Linked DNA regions of Homo sapiens: all the other regions are linked to region 1. A link is a loop called in an ENCODE intact Hi-C map of the cell type or tissue named here. Cell type or tissue: PC-9. All regions are shown on one strand.

Region 1 (8,000 bases):
GGCTCCTGCCCTGATAACTCTGTAGAAGTTGGGGCTCCTGCCTGTTTCTGGCCCCCGCGGGCACCATGGAGTGCGCAGCCCTGGCTGCACTTTGCCCTCTGCAGCTGGTGTCCTCACAGCGGCTGCTCCAGACTGGCCGCTGCTGCCATCATTGCCAGTAATCCCAGGGATTCTGGTGATTTAATCACAGAGCATGTGGCACAACAGTTCTGGATTTTCAGAACATTAAGGGGGTGGTGATAGAGGTTGACTGGTAATGCAAGGGTAATTACAGTAGCAAGAACAACCAGGAGAGAGAATTTACTAAAAGATAAAATCAAATTGATAAATCTGATGCTGGTATAAATTTCTTCAAGAGCCTTTGCAGTAATAACAAATGAGGAAATCACCCTTCTTATGTCTTTATTAAATAGTCAACAAAATTACAGTGTTTTTGCTGGGAGATGTGCCAACTAACTGCTGATGGCTGAACTATCAAACTCTGGTTATTGGAGGCACAAAAATATGATTCAGATGAGTGTTAGGTAGAAATTCTCATTTTAGCTTAGTAATATATATTAAAGTATTTGCTGAAATGGTTTTTATTACATTTTGAAATGTGTTTCAAATGTGTTAAATGCTTTTCAAAAACAACACATTTTTGGTTATAAAACGTGAATAAAATTTCAATAAAATGTATGATTTTATTTTAAAGTCTATGGCCCAGTGGTATTAAGTACATTCACATTGTTTTGCAACTGTCACCACCATGCATCTCCAGGGCTTTTTAAAAAATCTTCCCAGACTGCAGCTCTGTACCTATTAACAATAACTCTCCATTCTCCCCTGCTCCAGCTCCTGGCAGCCGTCGTTCTGCTTTCAGTTTCTATGAATTTAACTACTCTAGGTGTCTCATGTGAGTGGGATCATATAGTATCTGTCCCTTTGTGACTAGTTTATTTCACTTAGCCTGATGTCCTCAAGGTTTATCCATGTTGTAGTATGTATCAGAATTTCCTTCCTGTCTAAGGCTGAATAATATTCTGTTATACATATGGATTGGCTACATTTTATTTACTCATCCATCCATCCATGGGCATTGGGGTCACTTTGCCCCCTGCTGCTATGAACAGGGGTGTACACATATCTGTTCGAGTCTCTGCTTTCAGTTCTTTTGGGTATATGCCCAGCTGTAGAATTGCTGGGTCATGTGGTAATACTATTTTTCATTTGAGGGAAAAATTTATTTTAATTTTTTGCTGGGAGTTGTGCCTGTTAACTGCTGGTGGCTGAACTATTGAATTCTGGTTAATGAAGCCACAAAAATATGATTTTGAGGAGTGTTAGGTAGAAATGTTCATGTTAGCTTAGTAACACGTTATGTTTCAATATTATTTTACTTAAAGCACTATTTTTCACAGTGCTTGTACCATCTTGCATTCCCACTAATGATGCACAAGGGTTTCAGTTTCTTGACATCCTCACCAACACCACTACTTTTCTTTTTTGTACAGTAGCCACCCTAGTGAGTGTGAGGTGGCATCTCCTTGTGAGTTTGATTTGCATCCTAATGATGAGCGATGTTGAGTGTCTTTTCACATGCTTATTGGCCTTTTGTATATCCTCTCTGGAGAAATGCCCAGATAAATATTTTTAAGAGTAAAATTAGCTAAGTTAGGAAAAATATCACATGATACCTAGTAAGAATGGTTTCTTGGACATGAGTTCTCTCTCCACTATTCTCTGTGGAGTCCTGCTCTTCTCCCAGTTCCTTTCTAGTTAGGCAAGCTAAGCTGGAAGCTTTTTTTGGAATAGCGTCCTGACCAGCTGGTGCCCCCTTCTCTCCCAGGGGATCAGACGTTCTGAGGGCCGCAGATGGGCGTCCAGCCCTGGCCCGCCTTTGAGAGCCGGGTTCTTGAGATGCTGCCATGGCTGGCTCCTTCTCACTTGCCGCCATCACTCCCTGAGCGCTGAGGTGCTGGGCCCTTTCTCAGGCAGACTTTATTCCTAGAGGATTTGTTCATCGAAATGTTTGTTGATTGTGATTGCATGTGGTTCAGCCTTGGGGCATCAGTTGTGGTTGGGGTGAGTTTTTCAAGAAGAGAAGTCCCTTTGATCTTCAGTTCTTGGGGGTCAACTTCAACAAACAGAGTAGGAGTCACAAGCTTTTTCTGCAAAGAAACTGATAGTAAATATTTTAGACTTCTGTGGACCATAAAGTTCCTGTTGCACCTGCTCAATTCTGCTGTTGCAGCAGGAAAGTAGCTGCAGACAATACATAAATGAATTGTCGTACCTGTGTTGCAATACTTTATTTACAAAATCAGGCAGCACACCGTATTTTGGCCCATGGACCACAGTGTGATGACCTCTGATGTAGCGTTTCACTTTTCACCATCTCCAGTTTGACTAACCTCTGTGATTTTAACATAGGCAGATATCCAAGTAGAGCAGAACCGGCAACACTTCTATGAACTGTCTCTCGAGTATGTGTGTAAGCTGCAGGAAATCCAAGAAAGAAAGAAGTTTGAGTTTGTGGAACCTGTGAGTATTGCCAAGTTGTTTGCTGGTGGATTTTTGCAATGTAAGATAAGTATTTATTTTCCTAGATCTGATTTATGGTTTATAGTTACTAGAGGCCATAGTGCATAAACATGAAAGAGACATATTAAAAAGGGCAGACACAGATAGCCATGAAGTCAAGGAATTGCCTCTAAATCAGTGGTTCTCAGCTGTATTTGCACTGATAATACACGTAATATTCCCATTGCTACATGATCTCAAGGAAGGCAACCATGTGCAATTTCTGCCACCTTAGCCTATAGCTCTATCTTTTAAAAATTTCTCTGAAATAATTTATACTAGAATGAGTGAACATGGGTTGTTTATACCGGTTCAAACTTTGGTACTTTAAACAATCGTTTGTAACATGACTTCAAACACAATTCACAATGCTTATGGCAATCTAAGTTTAGAAGCAGGATATGGAACATTTGAGACAATTTTGTGAGTTACTCTAACATTTCTTTTTACTTATATTAGAAACACATGATTTTTGTTTGTGATTATATAGATGTTTTCTAGTAGCTTCAGTTGTTTATATATGAAGATGTATGCACATGAATGTATATATCATAATGTAAAGGATATTTCATGTGGATTTCAGCAAAAAAACACTGGATCTCATTCTCAGGATTCATTTTAATTTTAATATCGACTTATTGAATGGTTTCTTTTTCTTAAACAGCTTTATTAAGATAATATTCACACAGTATACAATTTACTCATTGTGAGTATGGTTTATAGAAACAAGAATAACCAAGTAATGATTAAAAATGAGCATTTGTGGAGCTATGGTTTAGTTGGAGCGATAGTCATTAACCTAAACCATTAGAGAAAAACTCAACCTCCTCAAAGCTTTCTTTTTAATGTGAAATAATAATAATGGCCTGCTTTTATTGGGCATTTATAATGCTCAGTCTCTGTTCAAGCCATTGTTCTAAGTGTTGTACCGAACTCATTATTCCACACTATAACTCAATGAGGAGATAAGGAAATAGAAGTAGAGAAAGGCTGAGTAATTTGCCTAAGGTCCCATAACAGGTCATGGCTGACGTTGGGAATGGAGCCTGCTGGGTGTCAGAGCCCCAGATTCCTAACCACCCACGGTGTGGCATTTGGAAGAAAATGAATCTCAAGATTTCCTTAACTGTCTCCCCAGATCACTTCTTTTTACTTCTAGATTTATTGACTTACATGTGGAGCAGAGGCAACAGCCCTCTAATTCAGAGACAGGTTGGGAGTTGGTAGGAAAGTAAAGGTTTAATTACGGGTTTGAGGCTGCCCCTGGCAAGTCATGGAATATCTTTGTCAACAAAACACAGGGGTTGCAGTCTGCTGGATGTGGCTGGGGAGAGCCTGGAGCTCTTTGATTCTGTGATTTTACTTTCTTAAAGATTGTGTCAACCTATAGTGATAAGATTTCAATTACAAATATTGGGATTCTCCTGACTAAAGAGGACAAATGGATGACTTAATAATTCAATTTTTCCTGCAGAACATGCCATATAAGCTGTCTAATGGCTGTGATATTTAAGGGAAAAAAGCATCATTTTCTATAAAGACCAATTAATAGATAATATGTACTTGTGTTTACTTGAATATTAGTGACTTCCCTTTAATCAGTTTATTTCAGTGGAATAACAGTGAGATGGCGGGGGGAACACTTGGTTGTTTATATGATTCTTTTTTTCTCCTGAGTTTTTTTGTGCTAATATCTCTTTTCTTCCTGTGTCTTAGATGCTGTCATTTTTTCAGGGGATGTTTACCTTCTATCATCAGGGCCATGAACTTGCCAAAGACTTCAATCACTACAAAATGGAACTACAGATCAACATTCAGAATGTAAGGAAGTGAAAGCTTTCTTTATAAAAAGATGTTTGAAAAGTATTTTTCATTTGTGTGTTGTATGAAAAGCCTTAATTAAATGAAGACAATGCTGATCTGTTTGTACTGAGAAACTGAGGGTATGCTGCCACCTGCTGGTCAACTCTTGGTGTGACCAACTGCTCTACAGTTGGTTGAGGCTTGGGAAATTCTGCCACCTGGCGGCTTTTCCTGCAGTTTCTGGGTCAATTCTAAGGATAAGCTTTGTTATGTTAACTCTAAATCAGCTATGTCTGCTACAGACAAAAGAGCACTCCACTTTAAGGCATTGAATTTATAATGCACTACTTAACTGGGCATCTTGATTTTTGTTCCCAGATAGGCTTATCATTTGAGTAGAATTTCTTCCCTACATTTTATGCATATTTACTAATGCATTGGTGTTTACAGTTGCTATTGGTCTTGAATATTTTCCTTTGGAAAATGTGTGCTTTCTGCCAGGTCTCGGATAAAGAGATTTAGGAGAATGTTATTAAGCAGTACACTATATGTCATTTTGATCAGGTGGTATATGTTTTTCCTCTCAGTGCTAGTTGATCCTGGAAGCGTCCTCACTGACAAGCTGGTCAGGGTATGTTGAGTGTAATTTGAGGTCTCATTAGGAATGTAGTGAGATAGCTTTGTGACAGACTCACAGCACATAGTGAAAGACACACAGGTAGATGGATGGGAAGCTGTGGTTGTTGCCTGCTCTTCATTTCTTTCACAATTAGAAGTTGAGAGTGGGCCGGGCACAGTGGTTCATGCCTGTAATCCCAGCACTTTGGGAGGCCTAGGCGGGCAGATCGCGAGGTCAAGAGATTGAGACCATGCTGGCCAACATGGTGAAACCCTGTCTCCACTAAAAATACAAACATTAGCTGGGTGTGGTGGAGTGCGCCTGTAATCCCAGTTACTCGGGAGGCTGAGGCAGGAGAATTGCTTGAATCCGGGAGGTGGAGGTTGCAGTGATCCGAGACCGTGCCACTGCACTCCAGCCTGGGCGACAGAGTGAGACTCTGTCTCAAAAAAAAAAAAAAAAAAAAAAAGTTGAGAGTGAATACCTTTTGTGTAGATTTTGTTTCTAACTTTTTTTTTTTTTTATGTACAGTTCCTTATACTAAGGAGTGTAGCTGATAAAACCTTATTTTTATAATTTATGTGTCAACTTGTATTTGAGGATTGTTTGGACATTCAGCTGGGCTAATGATAGAGTTCTGGAGTAGATTCTTTTTCTGCTGCTGTGGTCTCACAATTTGTGAAAACAGTTATAAAATATGTGGTATGACTATAATGTGACAAAACTTAAAAATCCAAAATGGGTATGTGTGGATTCATTCTAGTCACCCCAAAATTGTCCCTGCAGGTAGTAGAATATTGAGTCTAATGTTGTTGAGTTTTTTTTGTTTTTTTTTTTGAGACAGGGTGTCACTCTGTCGCTGAGGCTGAAGTGCAGTGGCACAACCACTGCTCACTGCAGCCTCAACCTCCTAGGCTCAAGTACTCCTCCTGCCTCAGCCTCCTGAGTAGCTGGGACTGCAGGTGCATGCCAGCACACCCAGCTAATTTTTTTTCTTTTTGGTAGAGATGGCATCTCATTGTGTTGCCCAGGCTGCTCAAACTTCAGGGTTCAAGTGATCCTCCTTCCTCAGCCTCCCAAGATCCTGGCATTACGGGGGTGAGCCACCATGCCTGGCTGATGTTGAGATTATTCAGAATATTTTTGCAGGCAGCAGAAAACAGTTATGTAAAAAGAACAGTAGATAGTTCACGTAAGTGGTCCCCAACCTTTTTGGCACCGGGGACTGGTTTTAAGGAAGACAATTCTATAGATGCAGTGGGGGTGGGAGAAGGTAGGGGATGGTTTCGTGATGAAACTTTTCCACCTCAGGTCATCAGGCATTAGATTCTCATAAGGACTGCACAATCTAGATCCACGTGCGCAGTTCACAATACGGTTCATGCTCCTATGAGAATCTGATGCCACCGCGGATCTGACAGAAGGTGGACTCAGGCTCACCTGCCGCTCACCTCCTGCCATGTGACCCGGTTCCTAACAGGCCATGGACCGGTACCTGTCGGCAGCCTGGGGGTTGGGGACCCCTGCTTGAGATTATAACTTATGTTTTCCCCTCTGCTTACTGGCTATATAATCTGTGGAAATTCACCTTGTCTGTCTGGACCTCATCTGTTAAGTGCAGGGCTGGCCAGAATGAGAACCTTCAGGCAGGACTGTATATACAACTTCTAGAATCAAGGTAAAATGAAGAAGATAGTGCCCCTTATTTAGAGATAATTAAGAGTTTCAGATCAGAGGCATTTGATCATTAAAGCAAGCAGAAGCTCTTCTGAGCGCAGGGCCCTGTGGACTGCATAGGTGAATGCCCTGAAGCCAGCTCTCTGCCTCAGACTCTGGGGTGAGCTGTGGGGAAACATCAGTCTCTTGGGATGTTGAGTGAAACTCCTTGCACGGCTCGTTTATTTGTGGAAGTGTGTTTATAACACACCTGTTGGGGGGGCGTCTGTTTACCTTATATAAACCAAAAAACTTTCAGAGGCATTAAATATTTAGATGGGAATGAGCAATATTCTGTCTGGAAATCTTATGAGCAAACCTTGAAGCTAAGCTATCATTTGAAATGTTTCACAAAATGACCTGATTGGAATCCTTAATATATTGAGAACTTACACAATTGACAACAGTGATCATTTTCTGTAGAGAAATGGGGAAATGACAGTTTATTGAAAAAAAAAAAGCCTTTTTTGTATTCTCTGTCACTTAAGGATGTGGTCATCAGTAAATCTCCCTACATTCTCAACTTTTTCTCTAAATATTCCTCTCTTGATTTTATTTGGCTGTTTCTTAATAAACACTCTTACAACTCAGAGTTTCTCTCTGCGTCACCTTCAGTATTGAGAACACCTGATCTAGGTGGCGTCTTTGTTCTTCAAAATTTTAGCTTTTAGCTAATTTTTTATCAGAAACACAAGCACTTATGAAAAGCAGGTCACTCATTCTGTATCATCTGCTATACCTCAGTGATGTTGTAATTTGCTCATTTCTTGGCCATTCATCTCATTCCTTGATGTCAGTTTTTTATTATAATAAAGAGAAAATGCTGGGTATATAAAACAACATATTGTTGAAAAAAGTCCCAGTTTGTGTGTGTGTGTGTGTGTGTGTGTGTGTGTGTGTGTGTGTGTGTGTTTCATTTATTTGTTTGTTTGAGAGGGAGTCTCGCCCTGTCACCCAGGCTGGAGTGCAGCGGCCCAATCAATCTCGGCTCACTGCAAGCTCCGCCTCCCGGGTTCATGCCATCCTCCTGCCTGTAGTCCTAGTTCATGCCATCCTTCTGCCTGTAGTCCCACCTGCCACCATGCCCGGCTAATTTTTTTGTATTTTTTGATAGAGACGGCGATTCACCGTGTTAGTCAGGATGGTCTTGATCTCCTGACCTCGTGATCTGCCTGCCTTGGCCTCCCAAAGTGTTGGGATTACAGGCGTGAGCCACCGCGCCCGGCCGCATATATGTATTTTAGGAAACATAATCAAATGTTAACTGCCTCTGCATTATAACATCATAAATATTTTGGTC
Region 2 (8,000 bases), 230 kb before region 1:
AAAACAGGGGAACCCTAGAGAAATTGGCCATAATTACTAATTTGTAGCAGATCCATGAATAAAACCTGGATTTCATTATTCCTAAGTCCAATTCTCTTTCCACATTTCTCCTTGTAGTCCTTGGGTGGTGGAATGCAATATACTTGATGTGATTGAGAATGAAATGTACTTTGCTAAGAAATACTTGAGGCTGGCCTGGTGCAGTGACTCACGCCTGTAATCCTAGCACTTTGTAAGGCCAACGTTGGGGGATCACTGGACCAGGCATTCGAGATCAGCCTGGGCAACAAAGAGAGACCTCATCTCTACAAAAAACTAAAAAATAAAATACTTAGCCAGGCATGACAGCACATGCCTATACTCCTAGTTACTTGGGAGGCTGAAGTGGGAGGATTGCTTGAATGCAGGAGTTCAAGGCTGCTACTTGAGGAAGTGCAAAATAGATTCACATTTTGGCATTTTGTCTTTTTTTGAAGGGGTCAAAAATAATTATTTTAGAAAATGGAAAAATGAATATAATCTGAGAAGAAAAAACACAGCTGTTTATCTTAGCACTTTTGAAAAGCAAGTAGAGAAAGATAGCACTCTACAAACCTAGATTTAAATCCAAAGGTGGCTGTTATCTTATTGTTGTTCTCATAGGATTTTATTATCTGTATTGAGATGTTCCTCGCTGCCATTGCTCATCATTACACATTCTCATATAAACCATATGTCCAAGAAGCAGAAGAGGGCTCATGCTTTGATTCCTTTCTTGCCATGTGGGATGTCTCAGATATTAGAGATGATATTTCTGAACAAGTAAGGCATGTTGGTAAGTACCAGCTATTTAATTCAACCAAATAGGTTGGGTAGGATATTGAATTTCTCCTACTAGGGCAATTTATTATCTATTTAGAGATGAAAAAAGACTTTAAAGCAGTACCACAGTGCAGGCTCATCAACTTTGGGGAGTGGGAGAGGGGGAAGTGGGGAGCTTATTTTTAGAATGGTAAGTTTATAATGGTAAAAATAACTTTTGACTAACAGAAAACTTTATATTAAAGGACGGACAGTCAGGGGACATCCCAGGAAAAAATTGTTTCCCGAGGATCAAGATCAAAATGAACATACAAGTTTATTATCATCATCATCACAAGATGCAATTTCCATTGCTTCTTCTATGCCACCTTCACCCATGGGTCACTACCAAGGGTTTGGACACACTGTGACTCCCCAGACTACACCTACCACAGCTAAGATATCTGATGAAATCCTTAGTGATACTATAGGAGAGAAAAAAGAACCTTCAGATAAATCCGTGGATTCCTGAACAGTATGGAAAAGCAAACTGTGCAACTACTACATTATATCATTACCTGGTATCCCATGGATTTTGTGCTTGGGACAGACCATAAATGATGGAAAATGTCAACACAAAAATAGCTGAAAGCCAGGTACAACTACTGCATTTATATATGTAAGTTTTGTATATCAAAAATAATTGGTCTAAATTTCCTAGACTTAGACTTGATTTCTTAACATTAGGGTATCGCATACTCAAATGGTAGACAATGACCCCAACTAAATCTTCCTGATGTTACACTGCTTTATCAAGAGGATGGACTTTTTTTTTTTTGAGACAGACAGAGTCTTGCTCTGTCACCCAGGCTGGAGTGCAGTGGCGCAATCTCGGGTCACTGCAAGCTCTGCCTCCCAAGTTCATGCCATTCTCCTGCCTCAGCCTCCCAAGTAGCTGGGACTACAGGCACCTGCCACCATGCCCAGCTAATTTTTTTTTTTTCAGTAGAGACAGGGTCTCACCATGTTAGCCAGGATGGTCTTGATCTGACCTCGTGATCCGCCGACCTCGGCCTCCCAAAGTGCTGGAATTACAGGCGTGAGCCACTGCGCCTGGCCAAGAATGGACATTTTTTAAAAAAACATCAGTACTTCCTACCACTGCTGCATGAGTATAATGCTCCGGAATTATCAGAAAGCATAATGCAGAAATACGAATTAGTGGAACTTAATCATGTGCCATATAAGCTTACCTAACAAACAGTTATATCCCTATTCCTCAACTGAATGTCTTTCAATAAATAAGAATTTATCATTTATTTTCTGCAACTTTTTTATGTCTCATTCTTTAAACATTAAAAACCCTTAATATTTTAACAAAAATTTCTTGATTAGAGGCACAGTGAAAAAGAAGTCAAAAAAAAAAGTTCTACTTTTCATCAGTGCTATTAAAGGTGGCAGCAAATGTAAATCTTGGCTGAATGGTCTTAATTACTCATTAAACCACAGTCAGAAAGACATATAGGTGCTATTTGGGAAAACTTTTTATTACCTAGGATGGGGTTTCTCTAATTGCTAATCACAACCCCACTGGGTCATGTTTGACATTTTATAATGAAAATAAAACAGAAAGTGCCATAGTATGTTACAGAAAGCAAAGATGAGTATTGTTTCTCAAAGCCTTTGCTTTATGTATTTATACACATACTCATTCATATCTATCTATATATATAGAGAGAGATAGTGGTTCACAGTAATCATACAAAGTCTTTATTCCATCCACTATTATAAACATTTCTATTAAAACTAAAACTGGGCTCTATGTAAAAACCCCAAAGATACACACACAAAAAAAATCTGTTTGTTAGAACTCAAGTGAATTCAGTAAAGTTGCAGAATACAAAATCAACATACAAAAAGCATTAGCATTTTTATACATAAATAATGAAAATAATGACCTAACTGAAAAATTAAGATGCCATTTATGATAGCATAAAAAAAATACTTACTTAGGAATAAATTTAACACCAAGGCAGTAAAAGATCTGTATGTACACTGAAAACTATGAAACACTGATGAAAGAAAGACACAAATAAATGGAAAGGTATCCCGTGCTCATGGATCAGAATAATACTGTTAAAATGGTCACACTACCCAAAGCAATTCAGAATCAATGCAATCCTATCAAAATTCCAATGGCATTATTTACACAAACAGAAAAAAATCCTAAAATTCATATGTAACGATAAAAGACCCTGAATAGGCAAAAGAATACTGAGGAAAAAATGTTGGAGACATCACATTTCCTAATTATAAATTATACTACAAAACTATAGTAATCAAGACAGTATGGTACTGGTATAAAAACACATACACAGGCCAGTGGGACAGAAGAAAGAGTCCAGATATAAATCCAAACATACACAGTCAACTAATTTTTGACAAAGACACCAAGAAGACACATCGGGGAAAGAACAGTCTTCATTAAGTGTTCTTAATGAAGATGCTGGGAAAACTGCACTTCCACATGCAAAACAATGAAATCAGACCCTTATCTTAGACCTACACAACAATCAATTCAAAATGGATAAAAGACCTAAATGTAAGACCAGAAACTATAGAAGAGAACATAGGAGAAAAGTTCCTGGACACTGACCCTTGGCAATGATTTTTTGGATATCACACCAAAAGCTCAGTCAACAAAAACAAAAACAAATGTGACTACATCAAACCAAAAAGCTTCTGACAGTAAAAGAAACAGTCAACAAAATGAAACAGTAGCCTACAGATTGAGTAAAAAATATTTGTAAGGCATATATATGGAAAAGGGTTAGTATCCAAAATTTATAAAGAATTCATACAACTCAATTTTAAAAATGGGCAAGACCTGAAAAGACATTTCTCCGAAGACGACACACAGATGGCCAACAGGTATATAAAAGGGTGCTCAACATAATTAATCATCAAGGAAATGCATATAAAAACCACTCGAAGTACTACCTCTCACCAGTTAGGCTAGCTGTTATCAAAAAAAACAAAAGACAACAAATGTTGTGATGGTGTGGAATAAAAGGAACTCTGTGCACTGTTGGTGGGAATGTAGATTGGTACAGCCATTATGGAAAACAGAATGGAAGTTTCTAAAGAAAAATAAAACTACCATACGATCCAGCAATCCCTCTTCTGGGCATATACTCAAAGTAAATGAAATCACCACCTTGTAAATATATCTGCAGTCCGTGTTCATTGCAGCATTATTCATAGTAGCCAACATGGAGACAACTGAAGTGTCCGTTGACAGATGAATAAAGAAACTGTGTATATATATGCCTACACACAATGGAATATTATTCATCCCTAAAAAAAAAAAACCAACGATATCTTGCCATTTGCTACAACATGGATGGGCCTGAAGGACACTGTGCTAAATGAAATAAGCCAGACAGAAAAAAAGATACTGCATAATTTCACATATATGTGGAATCTAAAAAAAAAATTTAAATATATAAAGAGCAAAACTGGTTATAGGGGGATAGGGAGAAATGGGGAATGTAGGTCAAAGGATTCAAGGTAGCAGATATGTAGGATGAATAAGTCTAGAGATCTATTGTACAACATGAGGATTTTAGGTAACAAATTTGTACTGTATTTGGGATTCATGGTAAATGAGTAGATGTCAGCTGCTGTTGTCAAAAAACAAAAAATATGTGGGTAACTGAGATGATGGATATGTTAATTTGCTTCACATTGTATACCTTAAATGTATGCAATAAAATTTATTTTAAAAATAAAGCTGGGTAGTATAATAATAGAGGTAACAAGAACGGGTAGTCTGGAGCAAAGATCCGTCTTATTTGTGACTTACAAAGAGCACGCAGTGTATAGGAGGCATAATAATGATCTTCCTTTATTTCAAAAGTTTGTAAAAATTGGATCAATTAATGTACTTATTGTACATCCAAATCAAAACTTTGAAAAATAGTATAGGATTAAGTCTTCCTTCAATTTAACTTTGTTTTGTTACCAGCTTTTAAATGTTCTTTTGCCAAAGTAGACCAAGAAAAATGCTGCCTCCTGAAGATGTATTCCCTAACTCCTTTACTGTTTTAATTACATTTAGCTTATAGCTTAAATTCTTTTTCAAGCTTGCATTCTCAAAACAAAACCTGAGATGTTTCAGATGTACACTGAGTATTTAAAGGAAGCAAGATTGGAATTTACAGGTAACCATAACCCTCAGTCTTCAGTGGAAGCCTTTCAGTGTTTCCCAATTACAAGTTTGGATTTAAGAAAAAAGGCCAAGATGCCTACAAAAGTAAAGTTTTGCTTTACTTACACATGTCAATAACGATAAGACTTTTAAAATCCCTATTCTGTAAAATCGAGCAAAAGAAGTTTCCTAATTTAAAAAACTAGTGATGTATCCTTTTCCAGAAAGCAAATCTGCAGCAGTATTTCTATAATAATGCTACCCTTTTATTTAGAATCTTTTAAAATATGCTTTATTAATGTCAATTTTAAAAAATATTTGACCATTACAAGGAATTTTTATATACCCCCACTAATTAAGACAAGAATTTTGTACTTGTTGATGCTCTATTTACACAGTTTTCATTGGAAAACTGCTCTTCATTGCTTTACTGTGATGCTGACATTGCTTTTGTGATGCTGAATGCTGAGTACAAGTTCCTCTCCCATTTCAACCTGGATGGGATTATCTAAAACAACTGCAGCTTGTTTCCAGTGGGAGGCTTCACTTGAAGTATCCAACCTAATCTCTTCATCAAGGTACATATGATACCAAAATGGAATAGCAGTCAGTCTTCCAGATTTACAAACGTATACCTATGAAAATAAAGAAATTAGGAAAATATCAGAGTGCATAGAGTAGACTTAGATAAGTCTCTTTTTAGTTACTTTTAAATACAAAAATTTAAAATACATTTCACTAGATTTAAATCTTTAAAGTAGCTAAAAGTATGTATAAAAGTATTACCTAATTTAAGATAATTATTCTAAACAATAACAAACGAAATCATTTTGCATGTTGTCCTTACCTTTACTTCTCTGTTAGAGGTGTTCAAATACGGAGTCATTAAATCTAGTCTTAAGAGTTCCACTGGCTTGCTTAAAGGTATACAGGGCAATGAGGATAGGTCCAAAAATACACGTATAGGTACCTAGAGAAAGTATAAATTTTTCACTTTCACTTTTTCTTTTTGTGGTCAGGGCTCAAGTTTTTCACTTTTACACATTCCTTTTGTGGTCAGGGATTGCTTTGTACTTGACTCAATAGTACTTGACAGAATGCTTTTTACATTACCTCCTTTATATTCCCACATCAAGCTAAGGCTGGCTTTCATTAGAACTTTCATTGTTCCAGTACAAAAAGAATGAACAAACCAAGGTTTAGGCAGGTTAGATAATTTGCTCTGGTTTCCATTACCTGTAGATCTTTCATTTGGATGAGAGCAGATTAAATTTTTTCTTAAGCCAAACAGCTCTAAAATTTTTAACCCAAGGATTTGCTTATGAAATAATGGTACAACACTAATTGAATTGTCTCAGAAATGATGCCAGATTCAATCAAACAATAGTTGATTTCATTTGGAAAATAAGTTTATTTCCAGAAGGCAGTGGCTCTCAATCTTGGCTGCAAATTAAAATCACCTGGGGAGGTTTTTAAAAGCCCAGCTGTTCAGGCCACACCCCAAACCATCTGGCATTAGGATCCCCAGATGTTTCCAATGTACAAAGTTGTGAATCACTATTAAGTGTTCTATCAAGTTTAGTAGCAACTGAATGCTACTATTAATACTAATGATTTTTAGCCTCATCCTCATTTGAAACAAAGGAAACTGTCATTTAAAAACCACTTTTCCTTGTATAAGGCGAAACAGGACACAGATACATTCACCTCTCCCTGGGCATCCTTGAAAGCATCCAGCCTTTATTCCCCATAAAAACTCAACAGTAACCCCACACCATTTCTAAGACTCCTTGTTATGCCTTTTGTTCCTATTTTTACATCAAACCAGAAGAAGCCTTAGATTCTCATGTCACCTCTTATCACCTGCCTCCTAATCCCCACACTGCTGAACCCATACCTCATAGTCGGCCCCCACTTTTATTTCTCACACTAACTGGTCCACTCCTGTCTTTTTTTTTTTTTTTTTTTTTTTTTTTTTAATATAGGGTCTCACTCTGTTCCCCAGGCTGGAGTGCAGTAGTACAATCACAGCTCACTGCAACCTCCGCTTCCTGGGCTCAAGTGATCCTCCCACCTCAGCCTCCCAAGTAGCTAGGACTACAGGTGCCCACCACCACACTTGGCTAATATTTGTATTTTTTGTAGAGATGGGTTTTTGCCATGTTGTCCAGGTTGGTCTCGAACTCCTGGACTCAAACAATCTGCCCTCCTTGGCCTCCCAAAGGGCTAGGATTATAGGCATGAGCCACCATGCCCGGCCCTCCTGTCATCTTTGCCAGTTCCTTCTATATAACCAACCAAACCAAGCTCATAACTTTATGAGTTCTCTAGAGTTCAGTTCCCAGCCCTCTCTATCTACATGCCCCCAAGCTATTTCATCCAGTCTTATGGCCTTAAATACCAGCTACATGCTGCTAACTGCCAAATTTAAATCTTCAGCCCAGAGCTTTCTCTGAATTCTTACCCAATTGCTCAGTGACCACAGCTACACACAAAGCCTGATCCTATTTTCCCCATTATCAGTATGGAAACTATTCTTCCAGCTGCTTTCACCTAAAAAAAAAAGGAGTCCTCTTTCATAGCCCACATCCAACTTATCAAAAATTCTACCTTTATTTATTTTTAGAGACAGGGTCAGTCTTGCTGTTGCCCAGACTGCAGTGCAGTGGCACAACCTTGGCTCACAGCAGCCTCAGCCTCTTGAGCTCAAGCCGTCCTCCCACCGCAGCCTCCCGAGTAGCTGGGACTAGAGGGGCACACCACCATGCCTAGCTAATTTTTGTAGAGAGACAGTCTCACTTTGTTGCCCAGGCTGGTCTTGAACTCCTGGGCCCAAGCAATCCTCCCACTTTGGCCTCCCAAAGTGCTGGGAATTCAGGCATGAGCCACCACACCAGCCCTACCTTTAAAATATATTGAGGATCTCACCATTTTTGCACCACTTTCACTGCTACCACTCCAGTCAAAGCCACTGACACCTCTCACCTGGATTACTACAATAATTTCATGC
Region 3 (8,000 bases), 770 kb before region 1:
AATGACAGAAAAGAGAAGATTGAACTCCTTGAGAAATAAGTCCAAACTTTAGAGGCAAAATGACAAACATAAAACATAAAGAAGTCAGTATATCTGTCCTGGCAAAGAAAAGAAAAGTTCTCCATTTTTCTAGTAAGAAAAAAAAGTAATAATCTTAAATTTAGGAAGGGAAATTGAGGTTAGATTCCTAAACAATGGAATCATCTGGGTGGTGAGGGGCAGAATTTGTCCAGTCTATCAGGAAGTAAAGATTAGAGTAGACAATATCATCTTAGAGAGTGCAGGACACAAACATTGTAAATGTAGTCCAACCTGGAAGAAGCGTGGAATGCAGTTAATGATTTCTGGAGGACAGTTCCTTCCAGTCCTAAGAATCGGCAATTTGCCTACCATTTAGTAAATAGCCTTTACTTAGTGGAGGGTAGCCTAATGCTTTAAAAAAATAAAACATCTATCACAGCCCCTGCTCATTAGTACTATACAGACCTCAAGAATCTTTGGTGCTGTATTAATGCCAAGTACTCTCTCACTTAAGTGGTACAGCCTATATTCCATTAGAGACGGGTAAGAAGAGGCACCAGTTCTTTTTAGCAATCAGTTTTTTTTTTAAATTGCCCATCTTCATCTTAAACTTTTCGATAGCTTGTCAAAATAAGGGACAGTGGAAGCACACAACATAACAAAATATAAACACCAAACCTAGTCCTTGCGAGAAAACTCCCCAGCATTCCCTACCCTGTTCAATCACGCTGCTCATTAAACAAGTCATTTTAATACTCACTGTCAGCCCAATCTTCTAGGTGCCAGGATTTTCTTTTGAAGAGAGAAGGTACTCTGTGGGCCAGCCTTGCAGAAGGGTAAACATTTGGAAACCAGGACAGGGTTTTCTAGTATTTAAGATCTGGCATCTTCTAAATTTAGGGGTACTCCCTTTCCTGCTTTTTGGGCTTAAAATATTTTTAAATTTTACTTTATTTTAATTTTTTAGTTTGCACAGACACAATGTGCTGTGAAACACACCTCAAGTGTCTTTTAAAAATTAAAACAGGGTTGATTTGTAGTGTCAATGATTCCTGCTAATCAAAATCACTGACAATTTTTCAGGAGGGAAGAAGTATGGTTTAGCCCTCTCACTAGAGAGCATTGCTTCATTTTTCTGTTTTGATCTAAATCTGAATGTTTTCCTGCAGATAATTCTCTTGCATTTTTTAAAGGGGAGAAACAGGCAATAAAATTCTAAGAAAATAAATGTTTATTTGGACACACAAATTTCTATCCCTGACCCCAGGTGCATGAGCGGAGCTTCAGGTCCCTCTGCTGGTCCAGCTCAGTGGGAGCTGTCAAGGGCAGGTTCAGAGACTTCTACCTCTAAATGAAAACTTGTAAATAGAATGTTGTGTTTACTCTTCTCCTATGGCCAAGGACCATCACTGGAATGCAGGGAGTGGTAAGTGTGGACTCCAACTATGACAGGAAAATCAAGCAGCCGCCCAGACAGAATTTCTCTAAGTTGTGTATCTGACTCAGAAGTCAATGTACATTTCAATACATGCTCCATTTTCTAACCATGCTTTTTTGAAATTGTCTTTTAAAAATTAGAAGTGGTTTTTGTGAACTAGAAAATTTATAAGAAGCTCCTTGTCTTTAAAGTCAAGGATTTATTTAAAAAACTAGAGAAACAAGAAGAAAGAAGGCAAGAGAATGTGACAAAGCAGTAATTTTCCCAGACTCTTAACTTCTAGCAACAAAAATCTGTGTAAGTATAGTTTGGAGATCAGTAGACTTGACTCTTTTAAACCGGAGAGTCATGCTATGGTATTCTGGTACTCTTTTTCTATGAGAATAAAACTGGCTTTTAATGTTTAAACATTATGTGTAGCTTAACTGTAAACCCATTCAAGAAAGCACCATTCTCTTTAATTATCATTATGAGGGCCTTTATACACATTCATGAATTAACACCAGAAAAGGATAGTGCTATTTTGTAATACTAGTCTTCGTTATATTTTCATATCATTTTTAAATACAAAAATATAATATTAGAGAAAGAAAAAAAACTAATGAGGTCACTTAATTCAAATGAGCCAAGGCAAATAATATTTGAACAGTGATTAATTGGTCTAAAGCTATCACCTTAAACCAAAGAGTTAATAATGATCCAGAACAAATAATGACAGAAATATATATTTATTTAGATATATATATCTGTATATGTGTGTACATACGTGTATATGTGTGTATATACGTGTATATACACACATATACACGTATATATGTATATATACGTGTATATACACACATATACACGTATATACACACATATACACGTATATATATACGTGTATATATACACACATATACACGTATATATATACGTGTATATATACACACATATACACGTATATATATACGTGTATATATACACACATATACACGTATATATATACGTGTATATATACACACATATACACATATACACGTATATATACGTGTATATACACACATATACACGTATATATACGTGTATATACACACATATACACATATGTATATATACGTGTATATACACACATATACACATATGTATATATACGTGTATATACACACATACACATGTGTGTACATACACACAAGTGTATGTACACACATACACACGTGTACATACACACAAGTGTATGTACACACATACACACGTGTGTACATACACACAAGTGCATGCACACACATACACACGTGTGTACATACACACAAGTGCATGCACACACATACACACGTGTGTGTACATACACACAAGTGCATGCACACACATATACACATATATACATACATATACACATGTGTATATACACATGTGTATATACATACATATACACATGTGTATATACACATATGTGTATATAGATACATATACACATATGTGTATATACACATAAGTGCATATACATACATATACACTTATGTGTATATACACATAAGTGTATATATGCGTGTATATACGTATATAAACACATATGTGTATATATGTGTGTGTGTGTATATATATATAGACAGAGAGAGAAAGGGAGAGAGACAGACACAGAGAAAGAGAAAGTGACAGGGAGAAAAAGAGAAGAGGGAAAATGGGAAATGACAAAGAAAAATACTACTTCACATAGCTGATGGGACCCTCAAAATTATCCGAAATGATAATGACATTTTATGTTATACATCCTAGTATTTAACAGAATAACAATAGAGACACATCCTTCTGCAATGTCTGAAATTATTCCTGCAGAAATCCACCCCTCCCCAGTGCAAGGATCCCCATTCTGAGAAACACACAGGAATGGCAACCCATGTGCGAGCCATCTTTCTCATCACATCAATCCCAACTCACACGTGGGTCTGATCACCTTTCTTTCAGACACACAGGGTGAATGAATATTAATTACAATTGTTAAAGCCCTACTATCTTTACAATGAATTCAACTTTCTAGTAATTGAGATATTTGAGTATTTTTAATGAAGACCATTTTGCTAAAATAAAAAAAAAAGTGTGGCAATTTTAAATTAAGTTGACTTAAAATTCATATTATTTGAAGGATTCTGTTGCTAAAGGAATTAAGGACACGAAGACCACTTCCAAACTTGTTGATAATCAGAAGCAGATGGAGGTGCTATTAAAAACTCAGATACCCATGCCCACATCAGAGCTACTAAATCAGAATCTCTGAGGACGGGTTCCTGGAATTTTATTTATTTATTTAGCTTCCAGATTTGGAAATCACTGCTCCAGGATGTTGCAAAATCAAGAGAGATGTTAAATGATTTGAATGAAAACATATTTCAACATCTGGGCAGTTCTCTGTAGCCACAAAGACTAGAAGAGCCGAGGCCACACCATCTCCAAATGCACCAGGTACAAATGTCTGTTATCCAAAAATGCACAGAAATAGAATACTGTGTAGTACACTTTTTAGGTAAATGAATTGAAAAATCATAATTTAATATGCTGTACCTTGTTCCCATTGTACAGAGTGATGTATTTAAATTACTAGCTTTTGCATTTTTACTTTTTAAAATTGGTTGTTGGAAAATTAAATCTGTCTTGCTTATTGGGAGTCAAAGCTGCAACATAAAAGAACAATGTTGCCATCTAGTGGTCAATTGAAGACATTAATGAATCAGACCATTGCGAGAAGTTTCAAGTTGAAGGAAAAGACAGCTCAGGAAATAATGTAAATATATTTCATAAACCTAAGACCTGAAACTACAAATATTCTAGAAGGTAACATTGGAAAAACCCTTCTAGACATTGGCTTAGGCAAGGATTTCATGACCAAGAACCCAAAAGCAAATGCTATAAAAACAAAGATAAATAGCTCTAATTAAAGAGCTTTTGCACAGCAAAAGGAACAGTCAGCAGAGTAAACAGACGACCCACAGAGTGGGAGAAAATCTTCACAATCTATACATCTGACAAAGGACTAACATCCAGAATCTACAACGAACTCAAACAAATCACTAAGAAAAAAACAAACAATCTCATCAAAAAGTGAGCTAAGGACATGAATAGACAATTCTCAAAAGAAGATATACAAATGGCCAACAAACATGTGGGAAAATGCCAACATCACTAATGATCAGGGAAATGCAAATCAAAACCACAGTGTGATACCACCTCACTCTTGCAAGAATGGCCATAATCAAAGAATCAAGAAACAGTAGATGTCAGTGTGGATGCAGACATCAGGGAACACTTCTACACTGCTGGTGGGAATGTAAACTAGTACAGCCACTGTGGAAAACAGTGTGCAGATTCCTTAAAGAACGAAAAGTAGAACTGCCATTTGATCCAACAATCCCACTACTGGGTATCCACCCAGAGAAAAAGAAGTCATTATTTAAAAGGTACTTGCACACGCATGTTTATAGCAGCACAATTCACAACTGGAAAATTGTGGAAACAACCCAAATGTCCATCAATCAATGAGTGGATAAAGAAACTGTGATATATATATATATATATGATGGAATACTAAGCAGCCATAAAAAGGAATGAATTAACCGCATTTTCAGTGACCTGGATGAGATTGGAGACTATTATTCTAAGTGAAGTAACTCAGGAATGGAAAACCAAACATCTACGTTCTCACTGACATGTGGGAGCTAAGCTATGAAGCTGCAAAGGCATAAGAATGATACAGTGGACTTTGGGGACTTGGGGGGAAGAGTGGGAGGGGGGCGAGAGATAAAAGACTACAAATATGGTGCAGTGTATACTGCTCAGGTGATGGGTGCACCAAAATCTCACAAATCACCACTAAAGAACTTACTCATGTAACCAAATACCACCTGTACCCCAATAACTTATGGAAAAATAAAAAAATTCAATAAATAAATAATAAAATAATTGCTTATACCATTTCCTTGATGATGCTAGGAAATTTTACCAGTTTAACTCCATTTACCACCAACTCATCTTTTGTATTATTGTCATGCATTTTGAACTTCATAGATATTTTTATTCTCAAAATAAATTGTTTTTGCACAGTCATTAAAAAAATTTAGTAAAAAAAATTCTATTATTGAGGGGATTTCTCCCAACTACAGATGCTACTACCACCAGACCCCCTTAATCTTCATGCTAGTTTCTAGCTCTAAAATCAAAGTATTGGTCAGTTGACAACAAGGTTGTGTTTCATTTGACTCTAACAATAGTATGACAAATCCTCTCATGTTTGTGTATTTGTGAAGGTTCTAAGGTAGATGTTAATACCGGGAGTTTCTCAAATCATCAGTGATACCACCCTTTGAAGCTATGGCTGGGCTACTAGTTTCTTCCAATTACTCAAGCTGCCAAGGAAGCTGTGAGCCTTTGAAAGGGAGATTTCAGCCCCTTCCCCACTTCTGACATCTTAGGGGGTCACATTGCTGCTCCAAGTATTCTCTCTAGAAGCCATCCTAGACTGAGCCTGCCTATGTTCCAAGGACTCAGCTGTGTGAGGGAGTTGGCCTCCCAAATCATCTGGATGAGGAAGACTTTCATGTCTGCACATGCACACTTGACCATAGATATTAGTGCACATATGATCAGCAAGTAAGGAAAGGAATAAATCAAAGAGGTATATTATAAGTAATTTTAGTCATTTTAATTTTAAATAATTGGTTTCATCTAAGTGATCTCAATTAGGTCATGATATGTCTTAAGTTGAATGTTACTCTAGCTTAATTTTTTTGTTTCTGAGAGTTCCAAGACTGGTCTGAGGACAGCCATCTTTAATAGATGGTGTGTCTTTGAAAGGTGGAGTGTATAACATTATATTTCAAAAAGCAGCAAAGTAACTCTTACACATTGAAACAGGGTCCCCTAGTAGAGCAGAGGTCCCTAAAGAGCTTCTTAGATGGAAATCCCAGTCACTACTACTAGTAATCTATTCCTTCTACTTCTCACTTAATGGGACCTATTTCTGTGTTTACCTGAACAAAAGGTATTCTTATGCAAGATTTGTTTCTTGATTAATTTAGGCAATCTGTATTTCCTATCTAATCCCTTGGAAATGAAAAGGCGCATGATCGGTGTGAGAGAATGGGTTTATAGAAAGCCTCCACTAGCCCTCTTGAAGAATTTACGGGTAGCCTGAGGCCAAGGAGATACAGTAGGGCTTTCCTGTTCCAGTCTGTGCACATGCAGGAAGATCTGCCAGGAGAGAATATCTAAGGATAACCCAGAGAAAGGGTGATAGAGAATACAAGGCTTATAGCAGCCTTTCAGCTTATATTGCAAACTCCTTGCTGGTAAGGCCTTAGATATTGGGTTTATTGTGTGATTACATGGCCAAGGGAATGTGGTGGGGGATGGTTTCTATGTACCAGAAACTGCTTAGAAAAATTAGCTCATTTAATCCTTGGAACAACCCTTGGAGGTAGGTAGGATCATTATCCCCATTTTATAAATGAGGATATAAGCTGCATTTCTTTCTTTTATCAGTTTATTGTGCTTCCTTTTTGTCACTCTCTAATTTATGACAGTGGAGCAGAAGGAAAAACACAGGTTTCTTTGAACTTCTGGTAGCTTGGTCATCAAATGTATAAATATATACATGTATATGCTTATTCTGCAAATACTTTTTGAGCACCTACTATATGCAAGGCATTTGCTTGATACTGTTGAAAATGGGAAGATAAATGCCAAACTGCAGCAATCAAATGCTCACAGCCAGTACAGGAGATTAAAAAATAAAGACTTAAACTTCACTGTGATAGTGCAATAACGCAATTGATTATTTCAAAAAGAGAGGAATGGAACCAGTGAATCCTGCAAATCTCTGTGAACCAGAACTCATCCACAGCTTGACCCCAGTAGATAAATAGCTTCTTTTTTTTTTTTTTTTTGAGATGGAGTCTCGCTCTTGTCACCCAGGCTGGAGTGCAGTGGTGTGATCTCGGCTCACTGCAACCTCCGCCTCCTGGGTTCAAGTGATTCTTCTGCCTCAGCCTCCTGAGTAGCTGGGATTACAGGTACCCGCCACTATGCCGAGCTAATTTTTGTATTTTTAGTAGAGACAGGGTTTCATCATGTTGGCCAGGCTAGTCTCAAACTTCTGACCTCAGGTGATCCACCCACCTCAGCCTCCCAAAGTGCTAGGATTACAGGTGTGAGCCACCACACCCAGCCACAGATTAACAGCATTTTTGGAACATATCATTCACTGACTCCCAACATATCATTCCCTGACTAGATCTTAGCTTACAATTCACCAAGCAACCACAGGAGAATGGTAGAACCGGCCCAGAGGATGCAACCCGGGGCATGGAATTGTGAGGAAGATGCACCCAAGAAGAGCAGCAGCAACCTGCTCATTAGCACTACCGCGGAGCCACGGCTTTGACACCTGTCCAGTAACAGGAATGGGTTCTATCATATTCACAAAACAGTCAAAGGTTCTCCTGACTTCATTCTGATATACAGTATCTTATAAGAATGGTCTAGAATGCCGCCTAGTTTTTCACACATTCAT

Evidence for each region. Peaks named below come from ENCODE experiments on the same cell type or tissue, not always from the same donor. Only the 100,000 strongest peaks of a DNase experiment are listed, where the experiment ranks them.
Region 2: a loop joins it to region 1, with 4 times the contacts of the local background. A loop is called at or near these places in 5 of 110 quality-filtered maps.
Region 3: a loop joins it to region 1, with 9 times the contacts of the local background. A loop is called at or near these places in 3 of 110 quality-filtered maps.

The regions. Positions count from the first base shown.
Region 1 is chr4:147,862,434-147,870,433 of GRCh38, forward strand. It overlaps ARHGAP10 (Rho GTPase activating protein 10), which reads left to right. Exons shown (of 23, transcript NM_024605.4): 6 at 2,413-2,523; 7 at 4,279-4,383. Among named protein-coding and RNA genes, the nearest start is that of MIR4799, 84 kb to the left of the region's middle. RefSeq lists enhancers at 4,365-5,042, 5,043-5,719 and silencers at 4,472-4,696, 4,495-4,544. In PC-9, CTCF peaks have their summits at 4,511 (motif pointing left) and 4,710; a DNase peak (open chromatin) is centred at 4,468; H3K27ac peaks cover 1,082 bases.
Region 2 is chr4:147,633,123-147,641,122 of GRCh38, forward strand. TMEM184C (transmembrane protein 184C) reads left to right here. Exons shown (of 10, transcript NM_018241.3): 9 at 643-814; 10 at 1,047-3,599. The coding sequence ends at 1,312. PRMT9 (protein arginine methyltransferase 9) reads right to left here. Exons shown (of 12, transcript NM_138364.4): 11 at 5,838-5,960; 12 at 4,663-5,625. The coding sequence ends at 5,410. Among named protein-coding and RNA genes, the nearest start is that of TMEM184C, 20 kb to the left of the region's middle. In PC-9, no CTCF peak of the experiment used is centred here; no DNase peak of the experiment used is centred here.
Region 3 is chr4:147,093,074-147,101,073 of GRCh38, forward strand. It overlaps LOC105377476 (a long non-coding RNA gene), which reads left to right. Exons shown (of 3, transcript XR_939316.3): 3 at 3,748-4,226. Among named protein-coding and RNA genes, the nearest start is that of TTC29, 150 kb to the left of the region's middle. In PC-9, CTCF peaks have their summits at 4,142 (motif pointing left) and 4,355; no DNase peak of the experiment used is centred here.